Linked DNA regions of Homo sapiens: region 1 is linked to region 2. Evidence: chromatin loops called from intact Hi-C (ENCODE). Cell type or tissue: heart right ventricle. All regions are shown on one strand. Each heading gives the region's core, and the rest is flanking DNA. Links, peaks and the distances in the headings are about the cores only.

The links. Hi-C counts contacts between places; a loop is a spot of excess contacts. Peaks named below come from ENCODE experiments on the same cell type or tissue, not always from the same donor. Only the 100,000 strongest peaks of a DNase experiment are listed, where the experiment ranks them.
Region 1: it touches region 2 in a loop (6-fold over the local background); 102 of 110 quality-filtered maps call a loop at or near these places.

The regions. Positions count from the first base shown.
Region 1 is chr17:78,281,232-78,294,558 of GRCh38, reverse strand. No RefSeq gene overlaps it. Among named protein-coding and RNA genes, the nearest start is that of LINC01993, 9.4 kb to the right of the region's middle. RefSeq lists a silencer at 2,559-2,828 and an enhancer at 6,400-6,901. In heart right ventricle, for the core only: a CTCF peak has its summit at 4,609 (motif pointing left); a DNase peak (open chromatin) is centred at 4,608.
Region 2 is chr17:78,416,175-78,423,518 of GRCh38, reverse strand. PGS1 (phosphatidylglycerophosphate synthase 1) reads right to left here. Exons shown (of 10, transcript NM_024419.5): 9 at 3,844-3,973. The coding sequence ends at 3,854. Among named protein-coding and RNA genes, the nearest start is that of PGS1, 41 kb to the right of the region's middle. RefSeq lists enhancers at 390-969, 3,243-3,927, 5,437-5,945. In heart right ventricle, for the core only: a CTCF peak has its summit at 1,307 (motif pointing right); a DNase peak (open chromatin) is centred at 1,298; H3K27ac peaks cover 1,149 bases.

The DNA of each region.
Region 1 (13,327 bases), core at 3,241-5,740, 130 kb after region 2:
CCACAATTGGCCTTGGCGTGTACTCTTCATCCAGACTGCAGCTGCCTCCCTACAGTACTCTGGGGAGTCTGCCCTGCTCTTCATGGTCACACTCTCCACCTGCCTCACTCACCACCGTTCACGGTCATTTATTGGCCCTCCAGGCATGTCCTGGGGACCTCTCAAGCCCTCCCTTGAAACGCTTAACCCATCGGGTTAGGGCCAAGCAGGAGGGGCTTGTGTGGATTTGAAGACCCTCTGGACCAGGGATTCCAGCGATAAGCATAAAGGAACAGGCCTGAAGGCCAGGGTTTGGAGTGCTGTTTTCCTGGGCAGTGATAGCCCAGAATACCAGGGGTCAGGACTTGGGGCACACTGAGTTTGAGCATGACTGACCCTCGGAGGCACTGCCTCATCAGAGACTCACTCAACTAGCCAGGCCCTCCTGCACGGGGAGGGGCCCTGTCCTCTGCAGACTCTCCCTCATGGTCACAAGACACCCTTGGGCAGGCCCAGGCCATGTGCCTCTAGGTCCCAATGCAACAGAAAGGGAACTACTTGGCCGGGTGCAGTGGCTCACGCCCGTAATCACAGCACATTGGCAGGCCTAGGTGGGTGGATCAGCGGAGGTCAGGGGTTCAAGACCAGCCTGGCCAACATGGTGAAACCCCATCTCTACTAAAAATACAAAAATTAGCTGGGTGTAGGCCGGGCACGGTGGCTCACGCCTGTAATCCCAGCACTTTGGGAGGCCGAGGAGGGCAGATCACGAGCTCAGGAGATCGAGACCATCCTGGCCAACATGGTGAAACCCCATCTCTACTAAAAATACTAAAAAATTAGCCAGGCGTGGTGGCGGGCGCCTGTAGTCCCAGCTACTCGGGAGGCTGAGGCTGGAGAATGGCGTGAACCCGGGAGGTGGAGCTTGCAGTGAGCCGAGATTGTGCCACTGCACTCCAGCCTGGGGGACAGAGCCAGACTCCGTCTCAAAAAAAAAAAAAAAAAATTAGCTGGGCGTGGTGGTGTGCGCCTGTAATTGCAGCTACTTGGGAGGCTGAGGCTGGAGAATCACTTGAACCTGGGAGGCGGAGGTTGCAGTGAGCCAAGGTCGTGCCACTGCACTCCAGCCTGGGTGACAAAGCAAGACTCCATCTCAAAAAAAAAAGGAACTACTTGTAGGTAAAGCAACTGAAACCTATTTATAGGGCCATCTGACCCGGGTTGGGACATGTATCCTATATCGTTATAACCAAGGGGGTGAGAGAGTCAGACTGGCTTAGACCAATGAAGGCTCATCCCTGGGGTAAAGTGGATGGTGGAGAAGAAAGTGACAAAAGTTCACTATGAGAGGTGATCTGAATGAGCCCCAAAGTCTATGATTAGAAGCCAAGAGCATGGGGCCAGTCACGGTGGCTCACGCCTGAAATCCCAGCACTTTGGGAGGCCGAGGTGGGTGGATCACTTGAGCCCAGGAGTTCGAGATCAGCCTCGGCAACATGGCAAAACTTCATCTCTACACAAAATACAAGCCAGGCATGGTGGCATGCACCTGTGGTCCCAGTTAGTTGGGAGGTTGAGGTAGGAGGATCACCTGAGCCCAGAAGGTTGAGGTTGTAGTGAGCTGTGATCGTGCCACTGCACTCCAGCCTGAGCGACAGAGTGAGACTTTGTCTCAAAAAAAAAAAAAAAAAAAAAAAGGCAGCCTGGAGGACAGCTGCAGCAGCACCGTGCATCTGTATCCTGGGTGTTTAATAACTGATTGTTGAGGAAGGAAGGAAGGAAGCTGGACACAGAGAGGCAGGTATCCAGCTCTCGCTTCTGGGAGGTTGGTGGAGATGGGCACAGAGCCCAGGGCACCCGGCCAAATCAGGGGCAGGTCCAGCTAGGAGGGTCCCTTCTGAGAGCAGCGGTCCAAGCTCGCTCCTCCCTGGGAGCAAGAAGCCTGGTCAGAAACAGAGACTGAAGCAGGAGGTGAGTCCATGTGAGGCCGTGGCTTGGACACCAACCTGAGATGTTGGAGACATGGAGTGAGGCCCCATGGAGAGGGCAGATGAGGAGGGTGGATTAGGGCTGATCTTGGGAGCTGTTGCCCCCATATCCCTTTGACATTCGCCTTGGCAAACTTTGTAGGCCCGGAGGAGAGTTCTCAAAACACAGTGAGTGTGACCTGAGGGACACAGCCGGACTGGGCTGCAGGTGGGTGGATCCGAGGTGGATGAGACCAGCCCCTGTTGTGTCCTATGCTTAGATCTCGGGGCACTCTTGGGCGGTCTGTAACTGGCAACAGTGTCGCCCCCACGCAGGGAAAGCCGAGTGGGACCCAGGGTGGTCCTTGGGGAGCCCTCCACCCAGGCTCCAGCTCCGGCCTGCCCGCTGGCCAGGACATTACCTGTTCCCAGAACGCCATCTGCCCCAGAGGCCATTCACCCTGGCGGCAGGCTGGGCCAGAAAGCAAGTGCCCAGCCCCAGAGCCAAGAGTGAGGCATGAACGATGCCAGCAGAATGCCACACGTCCTCAACTCGGGCTGCCTGAAGCACAGATACTGTGGCTCCCCTGAGTTGGCCCTTTGACCATGGAGTCCACCGTCCCCAAGGAGGTGCTGGGGACAGAGGCATCGGCTCGGCAGCGTGAGGGTTTCTGTTTGCAGACAGGACGGTGCAACACACAGGTGAGGCTCACACGAGTTTGCCCTGGAGACCCCGCCTGCCTCAGAGAACTGGGGGTGTGGAGAGGCCCAGAAAGCTTCACAGATGTGGGGCTGACCAGCCTGGGGGAGAACCCTGTCTCGGGGGATCCCCACTAGCAATCCAGAGTGGACTGGGTGTGGGCTGAGAGGGGCCACTGCTATGACTGGGAAGCTTGGAGGTCTTCAACTGTCAGTCCCATTTTAGGAGGAGCAACTGACCCAGGGGCTGACTGAGTGTGTGCCCAAGAGAGGAGGGTCTGCCTGTCCGCATTGAGGAAGGCGCCTGCTGATGGGTGTCAGGGGTGCGTCGAGCCCACTCTGCCCGCTCTGTCTCCAGGGACCCTCCCTGCTGCTCTTCAGTCTCCTTCCTCGCTGGGGGCAGATCATGCGGGGCACGGCGCAGGAGGAGAAACTGCAGGGCAGCCGGGCACCATGGCTCACGCCTGTAATCCCTGCACTTTGGGAGGCTGAGGTGGGCGGATCACCTGAGGTCAGGAGTTTGAGACCAGCCTGGCCAACATGGTGAAACCCCATCTCTACTAAAAATACAAAAATTAGCTGGGCGTGGTGGTGGGCGCCTGTAATCCCAGCTACTTGGGAGGCTGAGGCAGGAGAATCACTTGAGCCCAGGAGATGGAGGCTGCAGTGAGCCAAGATCATGCCATTGCACTCCAGCCTGGGCAACAAAAGCGAGACTCCATCTCAAAAAAAAAAGAAAGAAAGAAAAAGAAACTGCAGGGCAGGCCCAGCTGTGACACTGGCAGGGCCCAGTGCAAAATGAAGATGCAGGGCTCCTTGTTAAAAAATCACTAAGAATTTCGAAATGGTGACGGAGATCATTAAACCCAGCACAGCGTGCTCTGAGCATGGGGACCAGTGCACCTCCATAGGTCACACACCCCTGGAGCTGGCCCTGCAGCAGGGAGATTAAGGGGAGTCCGCAGTGAGGTGGCATCTTATCTTTCTAATGGGCATCTTAGGCGCACACACAGTACATACAAAGGCCCTGTGGCCGCATGCCAAGGCTCCTGAGGAGGCCCTGAAGTCTGCCTCCCTCTGCATACAGTGAACCATTAAACCTCTAAACAACCAGAGAAATAGGTGTCATTAGTCCCATCTTACAGAGGAGAAAGCGGGGCTCAGGGAGGTGGAGGGACTTTCCCAAGGACACTCAGCAGGCAGGCGGCAGAGCTGGAACCCAGAGCCAGCCCAGCGGGCTCCAAAGGCTGGCTTGGGCACACTGGCCATACCACAAGGCAGCTCCTTGTCCCAGCAGGCAGGGCTCCTTTGTGCTGTGGAGCCCAGGCCCCAGCCCCCACTCCCTGGGTTCAAATCTCAGCTCTGGAAGTGACTCAGCCTCTCTGAGCCTCAGTTTCTTCCTCTGTAAAGTGGATATTGTATTCATAGGTCCTCCTTTGATAGGATTGCTTCTCGTGATACACGCAGGATGCGAAGAACAGTAGCAGGCACGGAAAAGGCCCCAAATAACATCTTCCATGGATGCCACTGTGGCCTCGCTCGCTGTTCTTCCTGCCGCTGCCGCCCAGCCTGCAGGTCTCTCCCACTTTGGGTAAATAACCCTTCCCCACCTTTGGCAAGCCGGGCCACCTGGCAGTACGTGCAGGGCTCAGGTCACTGCCCACACCCACCCGTGCATGCCCAGGTAGGACACACACACTCTCTCTCACACACACTTACACTCGCACTTACACACACAACACACACACTCATTCACACTTACACTCAACACACAAACACACTCGCACTCACACACAAAACACACACACACTCATTCACACACTCACACTCAACACACACACGCCACTCACACACACACAAAACACATACTCACACACACACATACACTCACACACACTGACACCCCTTAGCCTGGTGTCTTGAGCCAAGTACGAGGCTGCGAAGGTCTCCCTCTAGCGGCCCAGAAAGAGTAGATGCTCACTCAGGCCTGACTTAACTCACTGGAGGAAGCCGCGGGAACTCCTCTGCCCTGGGCTGCAGCCGGATCCTAAGAAGTTCCCGTCCTGGCTGGGGGGTTGGGCATGGTGGCTCACACCTGTAATCCCAGCACTTTGGGAGGCCGAGGCAGGCGGATCATCTGAGGTCGGGAGTTTGAGACCAGCCTGACCAACGTGGAGAAACCCCGTCTCTACTAAAAATACAAAATTAGCTGGGCTTGGTGGTGCACGCCTGTAATCCCAACTACTAGGGAGACTGAGGCAGAAGAATCGCTTGAACCCTGGAAGCAGAGGTTGCAGTAAGCCAAGATCGCACCACTGCACTCCAGCCTGGGCGACAAAAGCGAAACTCCATCTCAAAAAAAAAAAAAAAAAATAGAATCCCAGGTCCCGGCCATGCCTAGACACCCGCCTTCTGTCCCTTCATTCATCTGAGCAGCAGGAGCTGAACACTTGTCAGCAGCAGCCCAGCCCAGAGGCTAGAATCAGAGCCAGTCCCACGTCCAGGACCCGAGGAGGTCCCAAGGCTTTTGGGGGGCCAAACAGAGCTGGCTGAGGGGTGACGAGTAGGAGGTCTCACAGCCCTCAATGTCAGGCACAAGGGGAGAGGCAGGGTAGCCCAGGAAGAAGGACGTGCACAGGCAGGGGCTCCATGCCTTCATGCCTGGGGCTGGGGCAGGATCCGGCTGCAGAGGTGAGGCACACACAGTAGGACTGCAATAATGAATACACAGAGTAGGACTGCAGTAATGAGTGAAGGAATGAGCGCATGAACCGACAGCCTTGCAGGTTTGTTTTTGTTTTTGTTTTGTTTTGTTTTGAGACAGAGTCTTGTTCTGTTGCCCAGGCTGGAGTGCAGCAGCATGATCTCAGCTCACTGCAACCTCCGCCTCCCAGGTTCAAGTGATTCTCCTGTCCCAGCCTCCCGAGTAGCTGGGACTACAGGCACGCACCACCATGCCAGGCTAATTTTTGTATTTTTAGCAGAGACAGGGTTTCACCATGTTGGCCAGACTGGCCTTGAACTTCTGACCTCAAGTGATCGGCCCACCTCAACCTCCCAAAGTGCTAGGATTACAGGCATGAGCCACTGTGCCTGTCCAGCTTTGCCACTTTTGTATCACAAGCCCCTTGTACCTCTTAACAATAGATTCAGAGGTGGTTTGGTCTCAGCTGGAGAGAAGCCAGAGAACCTATACTTCTAAAAGTAGCTCAGATGGGCCGGGCGCAGTGGCTCACACCTGTAATCCCAGCTCTTTGGGAGGCCAAGTTGGGAGGATCGCTTGAGCCCAGAAGTTCAAGACCAGCCTGGGCAACATGGCAAGATCTGTCTCAGCAAAATATTTAAAAACTTAGCTGGGGCATGGTGGTACACGCCTGTGGTCCTAGCTACTTGGGAGGCTGAGGTGAAAGAATCACTTGAACCCTGGAGGTTGAGACTGCAGTGAGCCAAAATCCCACCACTGCACTCCAGCCTGGGCAACAGAGCGAGACCCTGTCTTAAAAAAAAAAAAATAAAAAAAGGAGCTTAGATAATTCTGAGACCAGGCAAGTCTGGAAACTTCCTGACTTCTTGTGGCATCCCTGGTTGCCTGGACACTGATTAACTCACAGCCCCAGGCCCCAGGACTCTGAGCTGGGAGGTCTGGGGTGGCCCTGGAAGCTGCCTATGCAACCAGTGTCCCAGGCATGGGGGTCCCAGTCACCCTCTGGGGTGCAGCAAACTAAGAAGCAGGAGCAGGGGACTCAAGGGGATCCCCAGGACGATGGCATTAGCGGGAACTGCCCCAGGCACTGGCAACCGCAGCCAATCCCGTGCTCTCTGGGCCTCTGGTCGCACTCAGAAGACATACCTTGTCCAGGGCCAACAGCGGTGTGAGGACCAGGACGGGGACCCTGTAGTTCCCACCAGTCATGTGTCCTGGACAGCCCACGTCACCTCTGACACTTGGTCACACAACGATGTGAAGATACTTACTGCCACTGAATTGAAACACTTAAAAATGGCTAAAGTTGGCTGGGCGCGGTGGCTTACGCCTGTAATCCCAGCACTTTGGGAGGCCGAGGCAGGTGGATCATGAGGTCAGGAGATTGAGACCATCCTGGCTGACATGGTGAAACCCCATCTCTACTAAAAATACAAAAAATTAGCCAGGCACGGTGGCGGGCACTTGTGGTCCCAGCTACTCAGGAGGCTGAGGCAGGAGAATGGTGTGAACCTGGGAGGCGGAGCTTGCAGTGAGCCGAGATCGTGCTGCTGCACTCCAGCCTGGGCGACAGAGCGAGACTCTGTCTAAAAAAAAAAAAAAAGGCTAAAGTGGCAAATTTTATGCTATGTGTTTTTTACCACAAATTTTTTTTTTTTTTTTGAGACAGAGTCTCACTCTGCCACCCATGCTGGAGTGCAGTGATGTGATCTCGGCTCACTGCAACCTCCACCTCCTGGGTTCTAGCGATTCTCCTGCCTCAGCCCCCCGAGTAGCTGGGACTATAGGTGCGCACCACCACACCCAGCTAACGCTGGTATTTTTAGTAGAGAAGGGGTTTAACCATGTTGGCCAGGCTGGCCTCAAACTCTTGACCTCCGGTGCCACCCACCTTGGCCTCCCAAAGTGGTGGGATTACAGGCGTAAGCCACCACCCCCGGCCTATTTTACCACAGTTTTTTTGAGACAGGATCTCACTCTGTCGCCCAGGCTGGAGTGCAGTGGCACCATCTCGGCTCACCTACAACCTCCGCCTCCTGGGCTCAAGCGATTCTCCCACCTCAGTCCCCCAAGTAGCTGGGACTACAGGCATGCGCCACTACAGCCAAACTGTCTGTGTGTTTAGTAGAGACGGGGTTTTGCCATGTTGCCCAGGCTGGTCTTGAACTCCTGAACTCAAGTGATCCACCCGCCTTGGCCTCCCAAAGTACTGGGACTACAGGTGTGAGCCACGGCGCCCAGCCCCACAATTTTTTTTTGAGAGAAAAAAGCTCGCAAGGAGCCCATGCACTTCAGGTTCTTTGGGTGATACAGACACCTGGTGGAGTAACTCGCTGGTCTGTGGACGATGCCTAAGACTGTTCATTCTGGCTGTATCACTGCTTCTGCCTCAGCTTCCCCATTCATAAAATGGGGATGATACAGGCAGAGGCAGCTCCACTGCTGCCCAGTGAGTGGCGGGCAGAGGCTCCATCCTGGCAGCCTGCACCCTCTCTGCTTGGCCTCCTTCTCTCCAGGGCTGCTGCCACACCTCTGTCCCTTGCAGGTGGCTCTCTTGAGATTGCCTAATGGGCCTTATGGTCCTTTTAGATTTTAGGGTCATGTCACTTTTCATTTCACGATGGAGGAAGGGGGCAGTATCCATAACCCACAAGGCAAGGAGAAGCCAGAGGGATTTTGTTAGCTATTCCCAGACACCTGTTCCAAACATTCTCTAGAGACAGCAGCTGAAAGCCCAGGGGAGGCAGGGGTGGGGGGCAGGAGGAACAGAAGCATGTTTTCTTCCTTTTTTCATTTTAGCAGCTTTATTTATTATTTATTTATTTATTTATTTATTTTTGAGATAGAGTCTCGCCCTGTTGCCCAGGCTGGAGTGCAATGGTGCGATATTGGCTCACTGCAACCTCTGCTTCCCAGGTTCAAGCGATTCTCCTGCCTCAGCCTCCCAAGTAGCTCGGATTACAGGCGTGTGCCACCACGCCCGGCTAATTTTTTTTTTTTTTTTTTTTTTGTATCTTTAGTAGAGACGGGGTTTCACCATGTTGGCCAGGCTGGTCTCAAACTCCTGACCTGGTGATCCGCCTGCCTTGGCCTCCCAAAGCGCTGGGATTACAGGCGTGAGCCACCGTGCCCGGCCTTAGCAACTTTATTAAGAGCGTTTAAACACCACACTATTCACCCATTGAAAGTATACACTCAACAGCTTCTGGTGAATTCATGGAATTGTGCAACCATCACTGTAGTCAACCACAGAACATTTTCTTTTTATTTTCTCTCTCTTTTTTTTTTTAGACGGAGTTTCGCTGTTATTGCCCAGGCTGGAATGCAATGGTGCGATCTCGGCTCACCGCAACCTCCGCCTCCCAGGTTCAAGTGATTCTCCTGCCTCAGCCTCCCGAGTAGCTGGGATTACAGGCATGCACCACCACACCCGGCTAATTTTGTATTTTTAGTAGAGACGGGGTTTCTTCATGTTGAGGCTGGTCTCGAACTCCTGACCTCAGGTGATCCGCCAACCTTGGCCTCCTAAAGTGCTGGGATTGCAGGCATGAGCCACCCTGCCCAGCCCTACCAGAACATTTTCATCATCTCAAAAGTGTCCATGAGGCCGGGCGCAGTGGCTCACACCTCTAATCCCAGCACTTTGGGAGGCCAAGGCAGGCAGATCACCTGAGGTCAGGAGTTCGAGACCAGCCTGACCAACATGGTGAAACCCCGTCTCTACTAAAAAAATACAAAATTAGCTGGGCATGGTGCCGCATGCCTGTAATCCCAGCTACTCAGGAGGCTGAGGCAGGAGAATCGCTTGAACCCAGGAGGCGGAAGTTGCAGTGAGCCGAGATTGCACCACTGCACTCCAGCCTGGGTGACAGAGCAAGACTCTGTCTCAAAAAAAAAAAAAAAAAAAAAAAAAGGATCCATGAGCGGTCACTTCCCATTTCCCCTTCCCTCCCCCAGCCCCTGACAACCACTCGTCTACTTTCTGTCTATGGAAATTTACTTTTTCTAGATATTTTTAATTTTTGTTTTTGTTTTTGTTTTTTCGGACAGGGTCTCACTCTGTTGTCTAGGCTGGAGTGCAACAGCATGATCATGGCTCACTGCAGCCTCAACCTCTTGGGTTCAAGGGATCCTCCTGCCTCAGCCTCCCAAGTAGCCAGGACTACAGGTGCACACCACCATGCCTGCCTAATTTTTAAGTTATTTGTAGAGATGGGGGTCTTGCTATGTTACCCAGGCTGGCCTCAAACTCCTGAGCTCAAGCGACCCTCCCACCTCAGCCTCCCAAAGTACTGGGATAACAGGTGTGAACCACCACACCTAGCCTTTTTCTGGCTATTTAATTTCAATGGGATCATACAGTATGTGGATCAAAAGTATACATCGTTTGTGTCTGGCTTTTTTTACTTTTATTTTTTGAGATGGAGTCTCGCTCTGTTGCCCAGGCTGGAGTGCAGTGGCACGATATTGACTCACCAAAACCTCTGCCTCCTGGCTTCAAACGATTCTCCTGTCTCGGCCTCCCCAGTAGCTGGGATTACAGGCATGCGCCACCATGCCCAGCTAATTTTGTATTTTTAGTAGAGACAGGGTTTCACCATGTTGGCCAGGCTGGTCTTGAACTCCTGACCTTGTGATCTGCCCGCCTCGGCCTCCCAAAGTGCTGGGATTACAGGAGTGAGCCACCGCACCTGGCTGTATCTGGCTTCTTTCGTGGAGCATAATGTCTCGAAGGCTCATCCGAGTTGCAGTGTGTATGAGAACTGCATTCTCTTTACGGCCAAGCAGTGTTCTACAGTGTGGTTACCACACATTGTATCCGTGCACTCATCAGGCGATGGACCAGCCCACGTTCTCTGAGACGGGCTGACTTGGACTCTGAAATGTTAAGCAACTTGCTCTCCAGGAGTCCTGTGAAGAAGTTGCTTCATCCTTTTGAAGTCTGCCCAGGAGCCCTAACTGCTAGACCAGGCTCCCCAGCTGCTGGTCTCATCAGGATAGCAATGGAGAGTTCACTTTTTCCGAGAAGGATGTTTTATGTGTTTACAGGCATTCTGTAGTTATGTTTATTATTTACGGTCAGGTTTAGGGACATAAAATTGCCACTGTATTGTTGGGAGTAAATTTTATTTCCGTGGTTTTAACACACACACACAAATAATAATCATATTAGTAGCTGAATATTGTCATAATTCTGTAGGATATAAATTTTACTGCAATAACAACTATAAAATACCAAGAACCCACTGCAGCAGGATTATTAGGAATAAATGTTACTGCTGCTTCCAAAACACAAACGATCACTCCATTGGCGGCTGCAAAGAGCCCTCACACTGGTGAGTATAAATGTGCTATGTGAGCAACTCTAAAACCCACAATACTCAACCACTGTGGTGGGATGATTGCGAATCCATTTTATGTCTCCAATGAAGACAAAAATAAAATGAATGATGCCTTTTGTAGTTAAATTTTCAATCATCTTGCCGGCAAGAATGTTTTACTGCTACAATTGTAAAACCATAAAATGCAAAAAGAAGAAGCCATTTCAGCCCCAGGAAAGACGAAATGATAAAAATGCACCTTTATCTGTGAGAAATGTATGGTTGGGGCAGGAAAATCGTTCTTATAGACGTGAATTTGGAGGGCCGGGCGTGGTGGCTCACGCCTGTAATCCCAGCACTTTGGGAGGCCGAGGCAGGTGGATCACCTGAGGTCAGGAGTTCGAGACTAGCCCAGCCAACATGGTGAAACCCCGTTGTACTAAAAATACAAAAATTAGCCAGGCGTGGTGGTGCACGGCAGCTACGCGGGAGGCTGAGGCAGGAGAATTGCTTGAACCCAAGAGACAGAGGTTGCTGTGACCTGGGATCATGCCACTGCAATCCAGCCTGGGCATTAAGAGTGAAACTCTGTCTCAAAAAAAAAAAGATGTGAATTTGGAAGAGGGTGGGACTAGGATTGCCAGATAAAACACAGGATGCTCAGTTAAATTTGAATTTCAGAGAAACAACAAATACATTTTTTTTTATTTTTGAGGCACAGTCTCACTCTGTCACTCAAGCTGGAGTGCAGTGACATGATCTTGGCTCACTGCAACCTCCACCTCCTGGGTTCAAGCAATTCTCATGCCTCAGCCCTCTGGTAGCTGGGATTACAGGTGCTCGCCACCAGGCCCGGCTAATTTTTGTATTAGTAGAGATGGGTTTTTGCCATGTTGGCCAGGCTGGTCTCGAACTCCTGACCTCAAGTGATCCACCCACCTCAGCCTCCCAAAGTGCTGGGATTACAGGTGTGAGCCCACACGCCTGGCCAAATACATTTTTTAGAGTAAGTATCTCTCTCATATTGCATGGGATATACTTACACTAAAAATGTATTTGTTATTTCTCTGAAATTCAAATTTAACTAGGTGTCTTGGTTTTTTGTTTGCTTTTTTACTAAATTTGGCCACCTTTGGCTGGCCTGAAGAACAAGGATGGACCATGGACCTCCAAGCCCATCTGTGAACACTTTTTTTGTTTTGTTCTGTTTTTTTTTTTTTTTGAGACGGAGGCTCGCTCTGTCACCAGGCTGGAGTGCAGTGGCGCAGTCTCAGCTCACTGCAACCTCTGCCTCCTGGGTTCAAGCGATTTTTCTGCCTCAGCCTCCGGAGTAGCCACCACACCCAGCTAATTTTTGTATTTTTAGTGGAGATGGGGTTTCATCATGTTGGCCAGGATGATCTCGATATCTTTTTTTTTTTTTTGAAACGGAGTCTCGCTGTGTCGCCCAGGCTGGAGTGCAGTGTCGCAATCTCGGCTCACTGCAAGCTCCACCTCCCGGGTTCACACCATTCTCCTGCCTCAGCCTCCCGAGTAGCTGGGACTACAGGCATCCATCACCATGCCCGGCTAATTTTTTGTATTTTTTTTTTTTTTTTAGTAGAGACGGGGTTTCACCATGTTAGGCAGGATGGTCTCGATCTCCTGACCTCGTGATCCGCCTGCCTTGGCCTCCCGAAGTGCTGGGATTACAGGTGTGAACCACCGTGCCCGGCCTGATCTCGATACCTTGACCTCATGATCCGTCCGCCTTGGCCTCCCAAAGTGCTGGGATTACAGGAGTGAGCCACTGCTCCCGGCCCACTTTTTTTTTTTTTTTTTTTTGAGACAGGGTCTCACTCACTCTGTCACCCAGGTTACATACAGTACAGTGGTGCAGTCATGGTTCACTACCATCTCAACCTCCTGGGCTCAAGTGATCCTCCCACCTCAGCCTCCCAAGCAGCTGGGACTACAGGTGTTCACCACCATGCCCAGCCACAAGTAAACTCTTACAGTGAAGAACTGCTGGGATCCCAGGGGTTATTTGGAGGCTTAGAGCTAGCCAGGCAGGGCGCTTTTGGTCTCAGGTGGCTGAACTTGTCCCTAAGGCTTTAGGCGAGGTATGGTGGGGAGCTCAGGAGCTGCTGCCACAGCCTTGGCAGGGACCATTGAAGCGCAAAGGCACAACGAGTGGCGCTGACCGGGATTCACACCCACGTGCACGTCAGCCTCACACTATGCTACTAAGTCGGGGGTGGTGCTGCTGATTCACAGCAGGAGAGTAGAAGGAGCTGGTCCTGGGCCACACAGCCAAACAGAGACCTGCGAGAGCTTTAAAGCCCCCAGTCCCTTCCCCTGGGCTGCAGGGTGAGGCCCTGACCAGGTCTGTAGAGGGCAACTGCATTCGGGGCTCCAGAGTGTGCTAACTTGGGAGGCTACACCTTCTGTCCTTAAAAGCTTTACAGAAGGCCTGGCTTCCCGACCTTCGCCCCAGGTACCCGAGAGTGAAAATCAGCCCCAAGTCTTAAAGAGCCAGGGCTTGTTTTGGAGTAAAAACTGCACGATTCAGTTTTGATCGCCCACTTACTCCTAGGCCTAGTAGCAAATGGATTTCAGCTGCTGCCAAAAAAAAAACATCCACCTTCACAGAAGAGCGGCTTTGCCCCTTCCTCCCC
Region 2 (7,344 bases), core at 1-2,500:
TTGGCACTCACACCCTCTGGCCTGATGCTTCATGCAAACCACCTGCCAATGAGGGGACAGGGCGTTACCCCATACCAGGAGCTGCCGCCTCCACACAGCGTCTCATCCGCCATTACTCCCTGCTCCCAAAAACAACAGGACCTTTTACAAGTAAGGAAACACACCCAAGCCCCCGCCCCCAGAGTCTAGAAGAACAAGCCGTTCCCACAAGCAAGCCCCGGACCTGTAGGACTCTGTGGCTGGGCTGATGCAGGACACGGCAGTGAGGTGGCCAGGCTAGCTAGGGCAGCAGGGTGCAGGCACGAGGGGAGAGAATTAACTAGCAACCTGGGGGATGAGGGGAGACAGCGGCAAACGTCAGAAAAGACGGATCCCAGGGGGACCAAGACAGGATCAACATTTTTTTTTTTTTTCGAGGGAGAGTGAGAGTTTCACTCTTGTCGCCCAGGCTGGAGTGCAATGACGCAATCTCGGCTCACGTTGCAACCTCCACCTCCTGGGCTCAAGCGATTCTCCTGCCTCAACCTCCCAAGTAGCTGGGGTTACAGGCACCCACCACCACACGCAGCTAATTTTTTTATTTTTAGTAGAGATGGGGTTTCACCATGTTGGCCAGGCTGGTCTCAAACTTCTAACCTCAGGTGATTCACCAACCTCGGCCTCCCAAAGCGCCAGGATTACAGGTGTCAACCACTGTGCCCGGCCCTCAACATTTCTCAGGCTTCAAAGAAAAGCAGGCCGCTGCAGCAGCTCACGCCTCTAATCCCAGGACGGCAATCTTACTTGAGCCCAGGAGTTTAAGACCAGCCTGGGCAACGTGGCAAAACCATCTCTATCAATCAAAAATACAAAAAATTAGCTGGGAATGTTGTATGTGCCTGTGGTCCCAGCTACTCAGGAGGCTGAGGCAGGAGGGTCGCTTGAGCCCATGAGGTCAAGTACGCAGCGAGGCATGATCATGCCACTCACTCCAGCCTGGGTGACAGAGTGAGACCCTGTCTCAAAAGGGGGAAAAAAGGCAAACACACCCATTAGGAATATCGTTCTACGTTCAGCTTGATCATCAAGTTTTGCAAAAACATTTTTCCAAGTTTACTCACCTAAATCATGGGTTAAGAAGCATCTAGAAAGTCCAAATTCTGAGGGTAATGATTCACAACAATCTTAGCGCCCAGTAGGGCTATCGGAGGGAAAAGAAAAATCCTCCCCTCCTGGCGCCCAAGGAATCCAGCCCTTTGTGGCTGCAGAGAAGGGAAGCAGTTTCAGCCTCCCCCAGCCTGGCTGGGCCAATACCTCTGCTGGCCAGGAGGGGTCACTGCAGCCCTTCAGGTGACCAGGGGAGCTAAAGCCACCAGGGGCCACCGGGCAACTCACTTCAGTCCCTGGTAATAACCACAAAATGTGACGTTTTTCCATTTTGCCTTTAGATCCTGAAATAAGAAAGTAATCTAGTCCACACATACATATTGTGGGTAGTTGACAAAATTATCTCTAAACTTTCCAAGAAATGATTCGCACTTAAGCTGCACTCCAGCGACGGGGAACACAGGGACTGGAACACGACAGCCCCGCGCACCTAGAAAGCCGGGAGGACTGCGGCGGCCGCCGCCCGCCGCCCGCTGCTCTCTGTTGCTCCGGCTGCTTTGCAGAGTTAGGGAGGCTTGGTGTGGGGAGCTCCTCAGGGAGAACCTGCCTAGGACAGCCTCGAAGGTCATCAGCAGAGACAGAGGGAGCAGTGTGCGCTGCGGGAACGGCACTGCAGATAGATTGCTTAAGCCTGGCTGTGGCATAATGATATTTACTCTGGTCCCACAGAATCTGGAGGAATGCGAACTCTGTTTACCGAGAGCCTCTCTCCAAACAGAAACCCAGTGCCCCTGCACATTCCTTTGGCTCCTCCAGTCTAATTGTCCCACAGGACACCGTAATAACTAGTTGGAAGGCAAACAGTGTTAACTGATGTGATGTGCTGCTGTCCAGGGCACTGTGGCCAGGCCGCCGCTCCACCTATCCCCAGCCACTCAAACTGCAGGTCTGCCTGGTGCGGAAGCTGCAACTGTCCTTGTCTAAGACCAGGTGAGCCTATGCAACCTTTCAGACCCCATGAAGGGTGACAGTGACTCCTGCCAGCCCTCGGGAGGGAAAGGCGAGAAGCTGCTTCTAGAGAGGCAAAGTGCAGGGACTAAATCTAATCTCACTCCCCGAAAGGACAGGCTGCCATGCCCTGTAGCCCAGGAAGCTTCTCTCTGTGCAAGGGTCAAGCACCTGAAGATGATAAAGAGATCAGGCAGTGAGGTCACAAAAGCAGCTCCTGGAGACACTGGGGGATATGGAGAGCTGGCTTTATAAACACACATGACATGTATTCAAAATCCCCTGCTACTAGGTGACACAAAAATGTTTTAAGTAGATCCAATAAAAATAAAGTTCATTCTTCAAAAAATAAATTGCTAGGGAAAAAACAATCACAAGGTGTAGTCCTTAATTGGACTTCAAGTCAAATAATCGAAAAAATTAATTTTAAGGCAAGTGGAATTGTGAACACCATTTAGGTATTTGATGATACTAAGACATTCTTGGTAATTTTTGTTTCAGGAGTGACACTGGTGCTGTTTTGGTTAAGTACACATTTTGGGGGAAGACAGCAGGATATGCACGTTATTTAGAAATACGGACACGTGTGCACATCAGAAGAAACAAGCCAAGAGTGGCTGCCTGGGGGAAGGGAGGGCAGGAAATGGCCGCAGTATTGTTTTACTCTCTACATTTGCACACACTATTCAAATAAAATGAAAAGTAATTAAAATAACTAGGAAAAGCTGCAGATAAACTACACATTTTTAAACAATGAGACTTAGCAGAGCACTAAGGTGCCAGGCACTAAGGGAGCCCACGCTGCACACATGAGATGCCGGCACTAGCGCATGTGCCGGCCACATGGGTCCTGGCTCATCTTTGACTCCTCACCGTCCCTTCCCCACAAGCCACCATCCAAAGGCCCAGCCATCCAAAGCAACAGAACTACCCACAACATCCAGAACCAGAGAGCAGGGGCCTCGGGAGCCTGACCCCACCCGGAGTGCAGTCCAGGCCCTGAGGGATCCAGGACACAAAAGGTCACTCAGCAAAGACCCCACCTTTAATGGCAGCCACCCCCTGCCCGGACCTCTAGGCGTCAAGACAGTCCAGGGGTACCTCAGGTGACTGTGGGACCCCACTGGTGCCTCTGGTGAAGCGGCAGGCCCCTCCTGGGTGGGCAGAGCAGGTCCTGTTACTCAACTTCCAGAGTCTAGAAGGGCGCAGCTCTGTAACCGCAGCACAGGGATGTCAGCGAGGCGTCCAGGCAGCAGCCCACGGTCTGGCTCTACCGACGCCCCACCCTGTGCACTACAGCCGGCCAGGGCAGCAAGCCAGAGCCACTCTCACGAGCAAACGTGCTCCCCTCCTCCCACGTCTACATCTCCTGCACCAGTGTGCTCAGCTTGGAGGGGCTCAATCTGCCTTTCTGCCCCCTCATCCCTGAGCCCTTGCCCCAGGGCTTCTTCAGGACCCCCTGGGAAGGGAGAGCAGAAGGGGACTACAGGCTGCCACTGCCGACCCCAGCACAGGCGCCTTGGGACTTAGTGGAGTGGGTACCAGATGGAAAGTGAACAGACTGCCTAATTTAGCATCCAGCTTCTAACTTTGAGGACAGCTGCCATACCCCTGAAGATGCTGCTCTGTGTTTAACTGAGAAAGGGATCAAAGAGCCCTCTGGAAGCTCTGGTTGAGTCAGAACAACCACCTGCCCCACCTGTGAACTCTCGGGAAAATCGTGCTGAGAGGTGATGCTAGAGACAGCACCTGTCTGTCCTCAGAAGAAGTTCTTGATCAGTGGAGTCACCATCTTCACCCACAGCTTCACCTGGCGACTCGGCTGCTCGAAGGTGGCAGAGGACACCACACCTGACCTCAGGTAGAGCTGCTCTTGCTCCTGAGGAAGAGGAACAGACAGGAATAGTGAGGAGTCCCCTCCAGCACCACACCACATGGCCGGCTGGCCCCAGCCCAGCCCCTCAGGCCAGCCCAGAAAACCCTGACTTCCCATGTCTACCTGGCCCAGAGATTCCCAGGGTGCTCTGGTGGCAGGCAAGGCCAGGCCCTACAAGTTGCCACTGTCAAACATTCCTTAGAAAAGCTAAGAAGCCGTGTTCCTAAAGACTTTTAAGGGCTGGGCACAGTGGCTAAAGCCTATAATCCCAACACTTTTGGAGGCTGAGACAGGAGGATCGCTTGAGCTCAGGAGTCTGAGGCCACCCTGGGCAACACAGGGAAGACATCATCTCTATGAAAAAATTCTAAAAATTAGCCGGGTATGGTGGTGTGTGCCTGTAGCCCCAGCAACTTGGGAGGCTGAGGTAGGCAAGGGTTTCAGCCCGGGAGGTCAAAGCTGCATGAGCTGTGATGCTGCCACTGCAATCCAGCCTGGGTGGCAAAGTGAGACCTTGTCTCAAAAAAAAAACCCAAAAGGCTTTTAAGACCAAGACATGTAAAGGACTCTAAATTTCTTCAATTTAGAGTTGAAGAAATATAACTGGTGGAAAAAATATTTTAAATGTTCACCCTCACTAAACGAGGTAATGCATATTAAAATGAGGTATTTTTTAAATGAGACACAGTTTTTCTTCTATCAAATTGGCACAAAGCCAATTTGTGCCAATGACATCTGTGATGTCATTATCCCCCACACTGATGAACGCTTAGTGCTGAGGGCAAGGGGGACAAGTCATCCTCTAGAGTGAGCTCTGGCAACAGGTATCAAGAACCTTATAAAGCTCCCTTTGCAAGAGCTTACCCCAAGAAAATCACTATGCGCTAAGATTTTTATATACAGATATTTATCACAATATTTATAACAAGGAAAAACTGGAAACCACCTAAATGTCCAACAGTCAACTTATTAACAACTCATATGACAAACCAGCATTCACCACGAACTTATTAACAACTCATATGACAAACCAGTTTTCGCCATGAGAAGAGTGTTGACCTAATCATATGGGAAAGTGCCCAGAAATCGGCAGGCAAAGGAAGCTGGACACGAAATACACACACACGACAGAATCGTCATCTGATGCTTAAAGCTGTGCCTCCGTGCGCTGTACACAGAAGGCAGGCGGCCAATCATCACAATGGCTTCAGTGGTTTTCCCTACAGAAAGGGTTAGTTTCTTTCCGTTTTTCTTAATTTTTATAGTGAACACATGTTAATTTCATATTTAAAAACAGGTTTAAAAACATTTATATATGCGGCCGGGCGCGGTGGCTCACACCTGTAATCCCAGCACTTTGGGAGGCCAAGGTGGGAGGATCACTTGAGGTCAGGAGTTCGAGACCAGCCTGGCCAACGTGATTAAACCCCATCTCTACCAAAAATACAAACATTAGCCGGGCGTGATGGCATGCACCCATAATCCCAGCTACTCAGGAGGCTGAGGCAGGAGAATCGCTTGAACCCGGGAGGCAGAGGTTACAGTGAGCCGAGATCGTGCCACTGCACTCCAGCCTGGGCGACAGAACAAGACTCCATTAAAAAAAAAAAAAAAAAAAAATTTATATATGCTTTGTCCGAAATGGTGTTTGGGATCTTTGAAAAGCTTCTCTTGTAAGAGTCTGCCCTCCAAGTGCTCTCTCCTCAGTGTCCTCAGTGGGGCGCCTGGCAGCGCTCACACAGTTGCACCGCGACTCTAGCCCTCTCTCCTCCACTGAGTCTCCAGCGCTCTCCACCGTAATGTCCGGGCCATACCTACATCCACACCGCCGTGAGGACCACAGGTGATGACCACAGAAGCACAGTGCCAACCGCAGGACAGCAGCAGCGGTGGCCTGTGCCACTCAAAGTGGCACACTCCCTGCTCAGGAGGCCGGGAGGGAGGACACAGCCCTGGCAACTCCTCTGCCCCGGGGGGTCAGGAAGGGGTCACCCCACACTCCAGAACCCTACAGAATGTGGCCTTGGCTTTTCCCATCAAGAGCTGGGGAAAGCCAGGCCCCGACTTCATTACCCCCTGCCCCCGTCCCATGCTCAGTGGGCCCCATCGTGGGTCCATGCCACACTCCCAACTGAGCAGCCCCGCAGCCCCGCGTGTCACAGACATGGGGCCTCCTAATTGCTGCTGAGGTCCCAATCCCTGGCTGGACGTGCCTGATGGAAGAGCCAGCTCTGGTCTCAGGGGGCTGGTTTGCAGGAGTCTCCACAGACCTGGCTCCAGCTTTGTGTCTTCAAATGAATACCCGGCCAAGATTGCAACTAAATTACCAGAAACACTTAGGTTTCCTCACAGACTCCACAACAGGGATGGAGAAGGAAGTCAGCTGACGAGGTTACGACGCTGTTCGAGGGAGTCTTTCTTGGGTCACAAGTGGTAAACTGTGTTCCCTGAACAAAACCAGGAAGCTTTCAGTGTTTATTGTATGTACTAAGTGGAGGGAGGGGCTTCAGATTCTGATAAAAATATCTCCCCATTCCCAGTGCCCAATGTGACATGAATAGGAGGGCCCCTCCCTGAATTCCCAAGCAGATCTCCAGAGACAGCTTCAGAGAGCAGGGAGCCCACGGTGGCTGGGGCTTTAGGGACTTTCTGGGTTGTGGGGAGGCTAGAGGCTGGGCAGTCCCAGCAGGATTTGGCCTCTAGGGACCGGGCACTGTAGGGCTCAGGAGAGCAGCTGCCGTCCCAGTATATAAGCATAGGTGGAATTATCTGGAAACATATTTCTGCGTTTCACAGGCAGAGAAATCAGTCTATCCCTAAAGAATGGAAGAGCTACAGTAGCAGACCTACCACCCTCCACCCTCCCACAGGCAAAAGCCCCTGAGATTCAGGTTTGGGAAGAAAAAGAAAATATCCCAAATATGTCATTTGAGAAAGCAGCTGCTAACCACAGGCGGCCCCAGCTTTTCTCAAGATCCAGGATGTGGGTTCAGTGCCCTTACTAGGGCAGTGGGGGAGGACGGTCAGTACCAGGACCCCAGGCACAGGCCTGGAGGACTTGCTCCCCCAAGCAACTCAGATCCACGCAGAACCCATCCTGGCCCCTGGCCAAAGTCACCAAGGACTCTCTACCGCCCTGGCACAGAGCTACAGTGGAAGTCTCTGCGAACGGCTCTCTGCAATTGAAGTAGAAGTCCAGGAAAGCCCGCTGTTGAAAGCTGCAGGCTCAGGTCTTTCCCACTAGCCTGGCTCCAAGGCCAGCTTGTCACCCTATTACTGGAATCTCTCAGCTTGTGGGGGCTTCCTCAGTCATTTGCTGTAAACCTCACTGTAGGAAGAAACCTGAGCAAACCCATTACCCCACTGGCCCACCC